Linked DNA regions of Homo sapiens: region 2 is linked to region 1. Evidence: chromatin contacts called from ENCODE Hi-C or POLR2A ChIA-PET data. All regions are on one chromosome and are shown on one strand. Each heading gives the region's core, a stretch centred on a gene start or an enhancer-like site at or near the end of the contact. The rest is flanking DNA. Distances are from core to core; before and after follow the strand shown. Region 1 holds the start of TYW1B (tRNA-yW synthesizing protein 1 homolog B). Region 2 holds the start of BCL7B (BAF chromatin remodeling complex subunit BCL7B).

Region 1 (6,004 bases), core at 2,404-4,903:
TCAGAGAAAACTGATTTCCATGGCTATATTTTGATGACATGAGAGACCACTCACCTGCTGTTTTGTACTCCTGTTGGTTTTCACCAAATAGTGGATGTCCTTCATGGCTCTCTCAATAAGGATCACGGTGTATGGTCTCTTTGTTTCAGGAGTCACACATTTGTCTGCCACAATAATTGCAATGTCCCTAAACATCTGCTCCAGTTGTGTGTGTCTTTATCTGATACTTGAACTTCTCCTTTAGTCAAAATCTAAAAAAATGCCAACACAGTTAAGAAATCACTATCTTTCTCTATCACACACTATTTATTAACTAACGACAAAAAATGAGTAACTGGGGAGAAAATTAAATTTCATCCTCTCCAGCTATTAATATGTAAGTAATGGTTTGAGCTTTGCCCAAAAGATGCAAGAATCTTTTGGCTGGGCGCAGTGGCTCACATCTGTAATCCCAGCACTTTGGGTGGCTGAGGTGGGCATATCACCCAAGGTCAGGAGTTTGAGACCAACCCGGCCAACATAGTGAAACCCCATCTCTACTAAAAATCCAAAAATTAGCCGGGCAGGGTGGTGGGCACCTGTAATCCCAGCTACCCTGGAAGCTGAGGCAAGAGAATCGCTTGAACCCAGGAGGCAGAGGTTGCAGTGAGCTGAGTGCAGTGAAGTGCACTGCACTCCAGCCAAGGGCAACAGAGCAAGACTCTGTCCCCTGCCAAAAAAATAAAAGGGTCTGAAAGATGAAATACTTGAAAACAAATTCAGTTTTCAGGTATACCACATTCTATAAATGAGGTAATTTATAGAAAAATGAGGTAATTTAGTAGAAAATCTGATTTCAGGAGGTTTTGGCAAAAAAAAAAAACACAAAAAAACAAAACCACCAAGTTCTTTATTATTAGAAGTGATATTGTGCAGTTCACATTATTGCTTGGTTAGTCTTTCCTCCAGAAAAACAGCCTTTAATGTTTAATATATCTACAAATACGTTATAAATGGTTATTAGGGTTAGCTATGCTGCAGCTGTTACCCGCCTGCTTACAGATTTCAGTTTGGTCATCTGTTCCAAACGCACTGATGAGATCTTCCTTCTTGGCAACCTGACCTTAGGAAACATTTACAAACACTGAGTGGGTCTGCAGAACTTCATCAAGGTCTTTTTCCCTTGTGAGGGCAGGAGAGAAAGTCCTATGTGAATATACTTGAAACTTGGACATGCATTTACATTTAAATACGAGATGGCAACAACATGAACGGCAAGACACAACAAATCCCCCTGATGACCTTTAGTGTAGAGGGCAGTTTTCTTCCCCCCCCGCCCTTAGATGGAATTTCACTGTTTTTGCCCAGGCTGGAGTGCAATGGCGCGATCTCGGCTCACTGCAACGTCCGCCTCCCGGGTTCAAGTGATTCTCCTGCCTCAGCCTCCTGAGTAGCTGGGATTACAGGCATGCGCCACCACACCCGGCTAATTTTGTATTTTTAGTAGAGATGGTGTTTCATGTTGGCCAGGCTGGCCTCGAACTCCTGGCCTCAAGTGATCTGCCCGCATCGGCCTGAGGGAACATTTTCAAAACTCAGAACTGTATTTGCCCTACCATTTGCTCACTGGAGAAAAATGTCATGGGAGGACGTAAGAAACACAAGGGTGGGGTGCAGACAGCTGCTGCCACGGAATGCCAGTCCCTAGATGGCAGCAGTGAAGACACTACGCACTTTAAACTGCTAGGGCTACTGAGATCTATGACAGTATTCGGAACACTAGGTTCTCAGCCATCATTATTCTAGGAAAAGGACCACAATTATGAGATTTCTTGGCTGCAGCTTTTATGACACCAACAAAACAAAACCCCAAACCAACAACCCAATCGGAACCAACCAAATAAAGAAACCCTTGGCTTAGGCGCCAAGCTCGGACAGCGACGTCTCATGCTCACAGCAGGAATGTTCCATTTCCTCCCGGGCCAACAAACACCCCAGCCTGGCCCATTCACTCGACTTGGGCAGAGACAGGCCGCCTCGGAGGTGACGGCTCAGGCCCAGGCCCAGGCCCGAGGGAGGGGGCTACTCACAAGCCGCTCCGCCAGCCGACGACCTTGTTTTTGTAGCAGGCGATTTCGAAGCGCTTCCTGGCGCGCTTCATCCGTACCACGGCCACATTGGTTAGGCGGATCTGGTTGGTGGGGGTGAAGATCGACATCGCGGCTGTTCAAAGACCCAGAAGCCGGCAAACCAGGGCTGACCCGCGCCGTCCAGCCTGAAGGCCACCAGCGCCTCGCGGTAACGACCGAGCGGCGCGCGGCACTGACCCAACCACAAGTGCGCGGCGCCGCGACTCACTAGCTTCAGGCAGCCGCCACAGCGTGTCTGGCAGGCTTACTTACTGCGCAGGCGTCAGGTGGAGCAGAAGCCGGGAGGGGAGAAGTGAGCGATGACGCCTGCGCATTGTGGCTTTTACCGCCATCTTTCCACGCCCAAAAAGGGAGGTGCTTTTCCTTGGCGTTTTACTTTCGCCAATGAGCTGAGAGCTCTGACAGGATGCTCGCGGATGTTTAGTGACCGGGTTGAAACACAGCGTTGGCACCACCTCGTTCCGCGGAATTCAAGGGCCAGACCCACTTTATAATAGAAATTTTTTTATAATGGAATTATTTTATGATAAATATTTTTATTTACTCACCCTTTTATAATAGAAATATTTTAACATAAAATGTAGACAAAAAAGTGTAATGAACCTTCCATGTACCCATCACCGCGCTATCAACATTTTGCCATCCTTGTTTTATTCTTTTTTCATTTTTTTTGTTGCTTTTTTATTTACTTTTTTTTTTTAAAGTCAGTCTCACTCTGTCACCCAGGCTGGAGTGCAGTGGCAGGGTCATGGCCCCACTGCAGCTTCGACCTCCTGGGTTCGAGCGATCTTCCAGCGTTAGCTTCCCAAGTAGCTGGGACTACAGGTGTGAGCGGCCACGCCAAGCTAATTTAATTAAATAAATAATTAAAAAAATTTTTTGTACAGACGAGGTCTCACTATGTTGCTCAGGCTGGTCTCGAACTCCTGGGCTCAAGCGATCCTCCCGCTTCGGCTTCCCAAAGTGCTGGGATTACAGGTTTGAGTCACAGCGCCCGGCCGGTTGGGGGTATTTTAAAGAAAGCATCATATGGTTTCAGCATTAAATACTTCAGCCTATAGCCCTTAACAGATACACGCGACGAGATTAACTACAATTCCTTAATATCATCTATTAGATGATATTAAGTCATCCTCGGGGTTTACCCTCGGGGTTTCCCAAAAATAATGCCTTTCTACAGTCGGTTTATTTCAATTAAGATCCAAACAGGCCCACATAGCATTTCCCCCGCTCCCCACTCCTTTCCTCTTTTAATTTTCCCATGCCAATCATTTCTCTCTGGACCCGCCTTTTCCCAGTCTGAGCCAATCCAAACGGAGGCGGAAGCGCTCCGCCCTCATCGCCCGGAACTCCGGGCGGTGCTTATTTCTGGACACGCCCCCTTTCCCCTCTGAGCCAATCGGAGCAGGGCCGAGAGCGCACCGGGCACTGGCTTCCTTTCCCGGAGCTCCGGGCTTTCCTCTGGGCCCACCTCTTCGTCCTCTGAACCAATCAGGACGGGCCTGGCAGCGTCGTAGCTGCCCACAGTTCTGCAGCCACTCGGTACGGCGCTAACGCCGCGAGGTAGCTCGGTGCGTCTCGCAGTACCAGTGCGAACCTTTGGGCTCTCCAGGTCCGAGATCCTAGTCTCCTGTCGGCTCTGAGGAGGATGGGTAAGGGCACTCGGCGGGCAAGGACCCTGGGGCGGCAGGGGAGGTAAACGTTTTACTGAGACCCTCTCCGGGCGGAGTGGCGTCCTCGGTCCCCTTCCTTCGGAGACTGTTGCACTTGACAGCACCGGCTAGCCGCCGCTGAGAGCAAGGAGGACCGATCCCTACTTTTGACCTGGCTTTTGCCTTTTGAGGCTAGGGGGTTAGACAGAAAACTACCCCTCCCACTTTACCCACGTGTATTAGGACTTTTGCACCTGTAAAGCCTAAATTTCAGGCTTCGACTTTTGAAATTGCTGCCAGGTTGAACGTTTGAAGCCAGGTCCTTCCATATCTCTCTTAAAAAAAAAAATGAGACGTAAGGTCAGTTACTTGAGAATCTTTTACAAGTTTAACCGTGAGCCTTTGAAAGTACAGTTAGTAAAAAGAATACTTTTACTACTTAAGCTTTTTTTATGGAGCAAGCACAACAAAACAATTAACTTAATTTCACATGAAGTATTTTTACTTTATGTTCCTTCTCTTGCTTCTAAATGCTCATTTCGAAGTGAAGATACAGTTTTATATTCTGTTTTTTCTTTGAGTTAGTGTTAACAGTATGATAATTTTATTACGTTACTACATAGTGTGTTATTTTTATTACAGTTGATTCCCCCGCCCCCCCCACGAGATGGAGCCTTGCTCTGTCGCCCAGGCTGGAGTGCGGTGGCGCAATCTTGGCTCACTGCAACCTCTGCCTCCCAGGTGCAAGCAGTTCTCCTGCCTCAGCCTCCCGAGTAGCTGGGATTACAGGCGCGCGCCACCATGCCCGGCTAATTTTTGTATTTTTAGTAGAGGCGGGGTTTCACCATGTTGGCCAGGCTGGTCTCGAACTCCTGACCTCAGGTGATCTGCCCGCCTCAGCCACCCAAAGTGCTGGGATTACAGGCATGAGCCACTGTGCCCGGCCAACAGTTGATTTTTAAATTAGATTTCTTAGCTGGGTTGTTGAATGTAAGGTTGGTTTTATTTTCTTCTTAAAATCGGGAAGGATATCTTTGTATATGTAGCTTTAAATGAAATTATCTGTGTGTGTCATTTTAAATTTAGATCCTTCTGCGGATACATGGGACCTCTCCTCACCTTTAATATCATTATGGATAAACAGGTTTTACATTTATCTGGGCTTTGCTGTTAGCATTAGCCTTTGGATTTGTGTCCAGATTGTCATCGAGATGCAGGTAAGTGGAGTTATTTTTTTTAATAGAGTATTTAGGCATCAGATTTTATAGAGGATTTAAACACTAAAAGGAACCTTTAATTACTTTTGTGTTTGGTCTTTAGACATTTTAATGAAATGCCTAAAATAAATTTCTTCTCTAAGTTTTTGGAGACTAAGTTATCTTGGATTAAGTTACTTACTTTTTCTTTGATAGGTGTGTCTCATTTTTAAGATACAGGAAGATTTTTGTAATGAAAAGTGAACCTTTTATATGAAAAACAAATTTGTTTTATACCTTTAAGGGTCAGTAGTCCTCTCTTTCCATTAATTAAGGATCAGAAAATAAGTTCCTACTATTATTCTACTAAAATACCTTATAGGATAAAAGTATGTAAAGTTTTTTCTTGGAGGGAATGGAAATCATGAGCCTTAAAAATGTGGGTCCTGCCTATTAAAGGACCTTATTATACCAAGGGGCTAATATTTGAGGAATACAACCAGAAAGATTTAAGAGAAAAATACAGGTGTGTCAGATTAAGAGAAAAATAAAGTGTGTCAGTATCTGTGCTACCTTTCATCCCTGCTGAAGTTGGGAAACGATTTAGGCTTGATGGATTTTGTGTAATTATTTGTCTTCAAGGGCAGGAACTTACAGGAAAAATCTGTTCCAAAAGCAGCTCAGGATTTGATGACAAATGGTTATGTCTCCCTTCGAGAGAAAGACATCTTTGTGTCTGGAGTGAAGATTTTTTATGGTTCTCAGACTGGAACAGCAAAGTTAAGAAGTTTATATGATGCTTTTCCTTTGGTTTCCTGACATTTTAAGAAAATCCCTTTAGCAGTGAACTTTAGCAGTGAACTGTCCTTTAGCAGTGAACTGAATTGGTCATCTAACCTTCTTTATTCTTTCTCCCAGCCTTTTCCCCTCAAATATTTTTCCTTTCTGCGATGGTAGGCGGGTTTCATCTCCTGTGCCCAGTTAGAGCTGACTGGTGGTGTCTGATGGTCACTGTCTTGAGGGGGCC
Region 2 (6,004 bases), core at 2,090-4,589, 730 kb before region 1:
TGAGGCAGGAGAATGGCTTGAACCAGGGAGGCGGAGGTTGCGGTGAGCCGAGACTGCGCCACTGCACTCCAGCCTGGGTGACAAGAGCGAAACTCTGTCTAAAAAAGAAAGAAAAAGAAAAAAAAAGGGTATCAACACAGAGCATTTGGGTAGGCTATGAGGAATAGGTGGTAGGTGCCCACTTTGATCACTCTCTTACACAGACCGAGCCCCAGTGGAAGATGAGGTGGGGAATGTAGGACTAGGTGGACAAATGTAGGGAGAAAACAAGGTTGGGGGGGTCTCTGGGACTTTGCCCCAGGAAGACGACTGGCTGGGTGAGCTGGGGGAGACATGTGTGCAGGGAACCTGTGCAGCTGGGAGGAGCGCTGGGCTGTGGACGAGAAGGAAGCTACAGACAAGAAACCTCACGTGGGAGGATTTGGACAAGGGTGAGACAGACACAGGGGCTGTGTGCCTCAACCAGGGGGATCTATGGGCAGAACTGGAGAAGTCTCAAGGGCTGGCCTCTCTCTTGGCACGTATGTTCTGCCTTTCTACTGCTTTCCTCACCTTCACCCCAAGGACAAGGAGTGTGTCTTACTCAACTTCACATCACCTGCAGTGTCCACTGTGCTAGGGCGTACAGCAGGTGCTTAGGCAATCTGCGGTTATTTTGGATCGGCTGGGTCTGAACAACAAATGTGCCACCTTTGATCCCGTTATTTCTAGAATCATCTTTTCACTCCACATGCTGGTTCAGCTTTTGCACTCCTCAGTCAGGCAGAAGCTATTTCTGGCCCCCTCGCCAGTAAGATGACATATGCTTGCCCTATGTTGCTTGATCATGAAAGGCTGACTCATAATCAGAGGCTGTCTCAAGTTCAGGGCTAGCTAGGCATTTCTCTGGAGCACATGGAAATTAGTTTCTTTATAGGTGAGAACAGCCACTACCAATCTGCTTTCTGTCCCAAGCTGTGTCCTGAAACAGCTGCTACAGGACCCTCTCCGCATACTGCAAGCGTGGGTGACACCTGCCTGCAATTGGGTGGGGGCAAAGAGGACAAGAGCTTGCACTGGATTCAACATTCATGCAAACATTTATTGAGCATCTGTAGCATCTGTGAACACTGCCCTGGGAGTAACAGCACCTACCCTATTTTTAGAGGTCAGCTTCAAGATTAAGGTTGTCATAACACCTCTTTTTTCTTTGCTGCAGACTAGGAATAAAAGCCATAGCATCTTACACCTCCCCTCCCCTACTTAAGCTGGCATTTATCAAATAGCATTTTACTTATTTGTTTAATTAATTTATTTTTTCCAAGATGGAGTTTTGTTCTTGTTGCCCGGGCTGGAGTGCAATGGTGCGATCTTGGCTCACTGCAACCTCCACCTCCTGGGTTCAAGCGATTCTCCTGCCTCAGCTTTCCAAGCAGCTAATTCTGTATGTTTAGTAGAGATGGGGTTTTGCCACGTTGGACAGGCTGATCTCAAACTCCTGACCTCAAATGATCCACCCACCTTGGCCTCCCAAAGTGCTGGGATTACAGGCGTGAGCCACCATGCTCCGCCTAGGCTAGCATTTATCAAATAGCATTTTAAATATGCTTTGGGAAGCTGGACCCAGTGACTCACGTCTGCAATCCCAGCACTGTGGGAGGCCGAGGAAGGAGGATCAATTGAGTCCAGGTGTTCAAGACCAACCTGGGCAACATAGGAAGACCCTGTCTCTACCAAAAAAAAAAAAAAAAAAATGTCAGCGAGGCATGGTGGCCCTCGCCTGTGGTCTCAGCTACACAGGAGGCTGAGGCAGAAGGATCACTTGAGCAAGGCCCTGTACCAAAAAATAAGTAAAAGTAAAAAATAAATATTTTTTTTTCGTCTGAATGTTCTACTAAACTGGAAGCTCAGCCAGTCACAGTGGCTCATGCCTGTAATCCCAGCACTTTGTGAGGATCCCTTGAGACCAGGAGTTCAAGACCAGCCTGGACAACATAGTGAGATCCCCTCTCCACATGAATAAATAAACTGGGCCGGGTGCGGTGGCTCACGCCTGTAATCCCAGTACTTTGGGAGGCCGAGGCAGGTGGATCACGAGGTCAGGAGTTCAAGACCAGCCTGACCAACATGGTGAAACCCCATCTCCACTAAAAATAAAAAAATTAGCTGGGTGTGATGGCGGACGACTATAATCCCAGCTACTCGGAAGGCTGAGACAGAAAATTGCTTGAACCCGGGAGGCGGAGATTGTAGTGAGCCGAGATCACACCACTGTACTCCAGCCTGGGCAAAAGAGCGAGACTCCGTCTCAAAAAAAAAAAGGCCAGGCGTGGTGGCTCACGCCTGTAATCCCAGCACTTTGAGAGGCCAAGGCGGGCAGATCACGAGGTCAGGAGTTCCAGACCAGCCTGACCAACATGATAAAACCCCGTCTCTACTAAAATTACAAAAATTAGCTGGGCGTGGTGGCACCCGCCTGTAATCCCAGCTACTCAGGAGGCTGAGGCAGAAGAACCGCTTGAACCCGGGAGGCGGAGGTTGCAGTGAGCGGAGATCACACCACTGCACTCCAGCCTGAGTCACAGAGCGAGACTCCGTCTCAATAAATAAACAAACTGGAAGCTCTTTGAAACCAAAACCACGTATGTCTTCAGCTTTAGGTACAGAGTCTTGCACAAAATAGACATCTTTTTATTTATTTACTTTAGAGACGGGGTCTCGTTTAGACATGGGGTCTCCATATGTTGCCCAGGCTGGAGTGCAGTGGCTATTCACAGGTGCGATCATATCATAGCTGACGGCAGCCTCAAATTCCTGGGGTCAAGTGATCCTCCCGCTTCAGCCTCCCAAATACTTGGGACTACTAGATACTCGAGAAAAGGCAAGAATGTGGTCTGAATGCTGGGAAAGCAGTTCATCTGGTAAAGAGAGGAGGGGATTCCAGGTGAGGAACAGGTGTGTGCAAAGACCGGAAGCCATCCTTAAGAAAGGCGTGGTTGGAGCACAGCGTAGGAGCCAGAGGGCAAAGGTGCTGGGCAGGAGAGGCGGGAGGACAGAGATGGCGCAGGAGTGCGGTTCCACAGGGTCAGGTTCCTAACACGCTGGCCAGAGCAGGGAGCCGACCTCCAAACTCTCAGGGAAGAGAACCAGGTTGCCCACCGGCGGCACCTCGCACCTCGCCCTGACCACAAGCACGTGCGCCCAACCCGCCTCGCACCCCGGCCCGGGTAGGGGGCTCAGGGGACTCCCGGGGCACTCAGGAGGGACGCCCCGGGCGGGGCGCGCAGGCGCGCTGAGGCCGTGAGCCCCAAGGGGCGGGCGGGTGCGCGCGCTTTCTCGCGCACGCGCGCACGGAGGGGGCGACGGCCGCTGTGACGCTGCGGCGGCGGCGGGCGGGCGGCGGCGCGTGAGGCGCGCGATCCCCGGTGTCTTGGGAGCAGTGCCCCGGCCCCCGCCGCTCCCGCCGCCGCCATGTCGGGCCGGTCGGTCCGGGCGGAGACCCGCAGCCGGGCCAAGGACGACATCAAGAAGGTGATGGCGGCCATCGAGAAAGTGCGGAAATGGTGAGGGGCCGGAGCTTAGGGGGCTGGCGGGGGTCGCGGATCCAGGCCCTGAGGAGCGTGGGACTGGCGGGTCAGGTGGGAGCCGACCGGCCGGCGCTGGGGGAGGGGGGTGCGGGAGAAGGCGGGAGGAGGGCGCCGCTGGCGTCGGCGTGAGGTCAGAGGGCGCGCCGGCCGCGGCCAATCAGCGGTCCTCCCGGCTCGCGGGCCCGCCCACCTGCTGCGGCTGCTGCCGCGCGCCGCCTGGGAGGGGATTCCGGCTTCCGGCCCGGACTGGAGCTGCCTGGCGTCGGTGCCCGCGCCCGGCCCAGCCCGGGGCCCGCCCTCCCCTCTTCCTGGGCAGTGGCCCCGCCTGCGTTTCCAGGCTTCCTCTTGATAATAGCGAGTAGCCCTGGAGTGGTGTCAGCCCGCCAGGCTGAGCGCTCTGCGTATTCAGGCGTTGAAGTTGGGTGAGTTTCTGGGTTAGTCCATCTGTCAAGGGAGCAAGCCTGGTGTCATCCAGAGGGATACCCCTCCCTTTCCCCCAGTAACCGGCCCCTGCGCCGCGAGCTTGGTAGGCATTTTCTCTTGCTGCCCCGGCGGCTGTCAGGAGAGTCCTTTGCAAACTATGTACCAGCCTCCCTCTAATTTCCCTGCTTCTGCTCTTGTTCATTCCCCAGTCCGTTCATCATTTGCACTGTGTGATTTTATTTTTCTCACTTCCAAGTAGCAGAGTGGTCTTTTTAAAGTGCACATCCTTACTTGGGAGGCTGTGGTGGGAGGATTGCTGGGACCCAGGAGTTGGAGGCTGCAGTGAGCTATGATCGTGCCACGGCACTCCAGCCTGGGCTACGGAGAGAGACCCCGTGTCTAAAATGTTCATGGAAGATGCCGATTGAGCCCCTGTTTAGTATCCGGAACTCCGATACATACTATATCGGTGTGTATCGGAGTCATCACATTAAACTTTCACAGCCAACTTCGTCAGCTCTTTTGTATAGCCAATTACTACTAATAATTTAAAAACCCAGGTCTGGCTAGGTGAGGTGGCTCAGGCATGTAATCCCAGCACTTTGGGAGGCTGAGGTGGGCGGATCGCTTGAGGCCAGGAGTTTGAGACCAGCCTGGGCAACATAGTGAGACCCCGTCTCTACAGAAAATAAAAGTTCAAGTAGATGTTACCTCCCGCCAGGAAGCTTTCCTTAACTCCTCCCATCCCTTTACCTCCTTTAAGGTCGTTGGTACGTTGGACTTTATTTGTGTGTTTATCTGTCCATTTCCCCACAAGAGGGAAGTTCCTTCTCTTTTTTATGTCTGAGGGCTTCATATATAGTTGGGTTTCAGTATAAATATTAGTTTAACATACTCATGGTTTTCCTCGTCCACCTTTAATCCTCCGAGGTTTTGGTGAAACCTAAGAACAGGTACACCTTTCTCTTCTCCCCATTTTTGACCCCCCCGCCCCTAGCAGGCTAGGCTGAAGGGCCATCCCCTGTCACCTGGAACTCTGTACCAGCCTCCCTGTAAACTCTCTGCTTCTGCTCTTGCTCATTCCCCAGTCTGTTCATTTGCACTGAGTGATTTTATTTTTCTCTCTTCCGAGTAGCGGAGTGACCTTTTTAAAGTGCACAGCCTTATTTGGAAGGCTGTGGTGGGAGGATCGCTGGAGCCCAGGAGTTGAGGCTGCAGTGAACTATGATCATGCCATGGCACTCCAGCCTGGGCAACACAGTGAGACCCCATCTGTAAAAAAATATATAAAATGTGCATCTTATCCTAGCACCCCTAGTAATGCTTCAGTGGTTCCCTTCTTGCTTTTAGGATAAATACTGAAGAAGGCCCTCCTTCCTGCCTCACTTGGCTGGCTCTTTCCCAGGATGCCCGCTGTCTTACCAATGAAGTCACTCTGCTCTTCCTGCCGCCTGGCATTCTTCTTCCTCTCTCCTCTCCTCCCTCTTGCCGAGTTAACTCCTAGCTCAGCTCAAAAGTTGCTTCCTTAGGTTTACCACTTGAGATTCCCAATCTAGATCAAGTCTCCTTCATAGACCTTTCCACAGTTGTATTAGATGGACTCATAAGACATTTCCTATATTTGATTTCTTTTTTTTTGAGACAGAGTCTTGCTCTGTCACCCACGTTGGAGTGCAATGGTGCGATCTTGGCTCACGGCAACCTCTGCTTCCCGGGTTCAAGCAATTCTGCCTCAGCCTCCCGAGTAGCTGATTATAAGTGTACACCACCACACCCAGCTAATTTTTTGTATTTTTGTGGAGACCGGGTTTCACCATGTTGGCCAAGCTGGTCTTGAACTCCTGAATTCCAAGTGGTCCTCCCACCATGACCTCCCAAAGTGCTGGAATTACAGATGTGAGCCACTGTGCCTGGCCTCCTGTATTTGACTAATTAACCTACAAAAATGGCAATTTGATATGGTTGAACCTGATGATTAAGTGACTAATCTTGAATTGAGCTATTCATGTCTGTTT

What was found. A loop is a pair of places that touch in the nucleus more often than their neighbours do. ChIA-PET counts read pairs that join two places held with the same protein, here RNA polymerase II (POLR2A). Pooled maps may share reads with other maps.
Region 2: a map of naive thymus-derived CD4-positive, alpha-beta T cell shows a loop between it and region 1 (14-fold over the local background). The contact joins the promoter of BCL7B here to the promoter of TYW1B in region 1. A Hi-C loop is called at or near these places in 1 of 168 maps with a recorded cell type or tissue (naive thymus-derived CD4-positive, alpha-beta T cell), 1 of 37 single-sample maps with no recorded cell type and 13 of 50 pooled maps. POLR2A ChIA-PET finds 5 or more read pairs at or near these places in 1 of 52 experiments (CD4-positive, alpha-beta T cell).

Annotation. Positions count from the first base shown.
Region 1 is chr7:72,825,849-72,831,852 of GRCh38, reverse strand. It overlaps TYW1B (tRNA-yW synthesizing protein 1 homolog B), which reads left to right and starts at 3,653. Exons shown (of 14, transcript NM_001145440.3): 1 at 3,653-3,781; 2 at 4,868-4,998. The coding sequence starts at 3,778. It also overlaps the pseudogene SBDSP1. RefSeq lists enhancers at 3,104-3,153, 3,389-3,683 and a silencer at 3,484-3,743.
Region 2 is chr7:73,555,025-73,561,028 of GRCh38, reverse strand. BCL7B (BAF chromatin remodeling complex subunit BCL7B) reads left to right here and starts at 3,339. Exons shown (of 6, transcript NM_001707.4): 1 at 3,339-3,542. The coding sequence starts at 3,451. RefSeq lists silencers at 3,064-3,303, 3,354-3,463, 3,484-3,533, 3,554-4,003.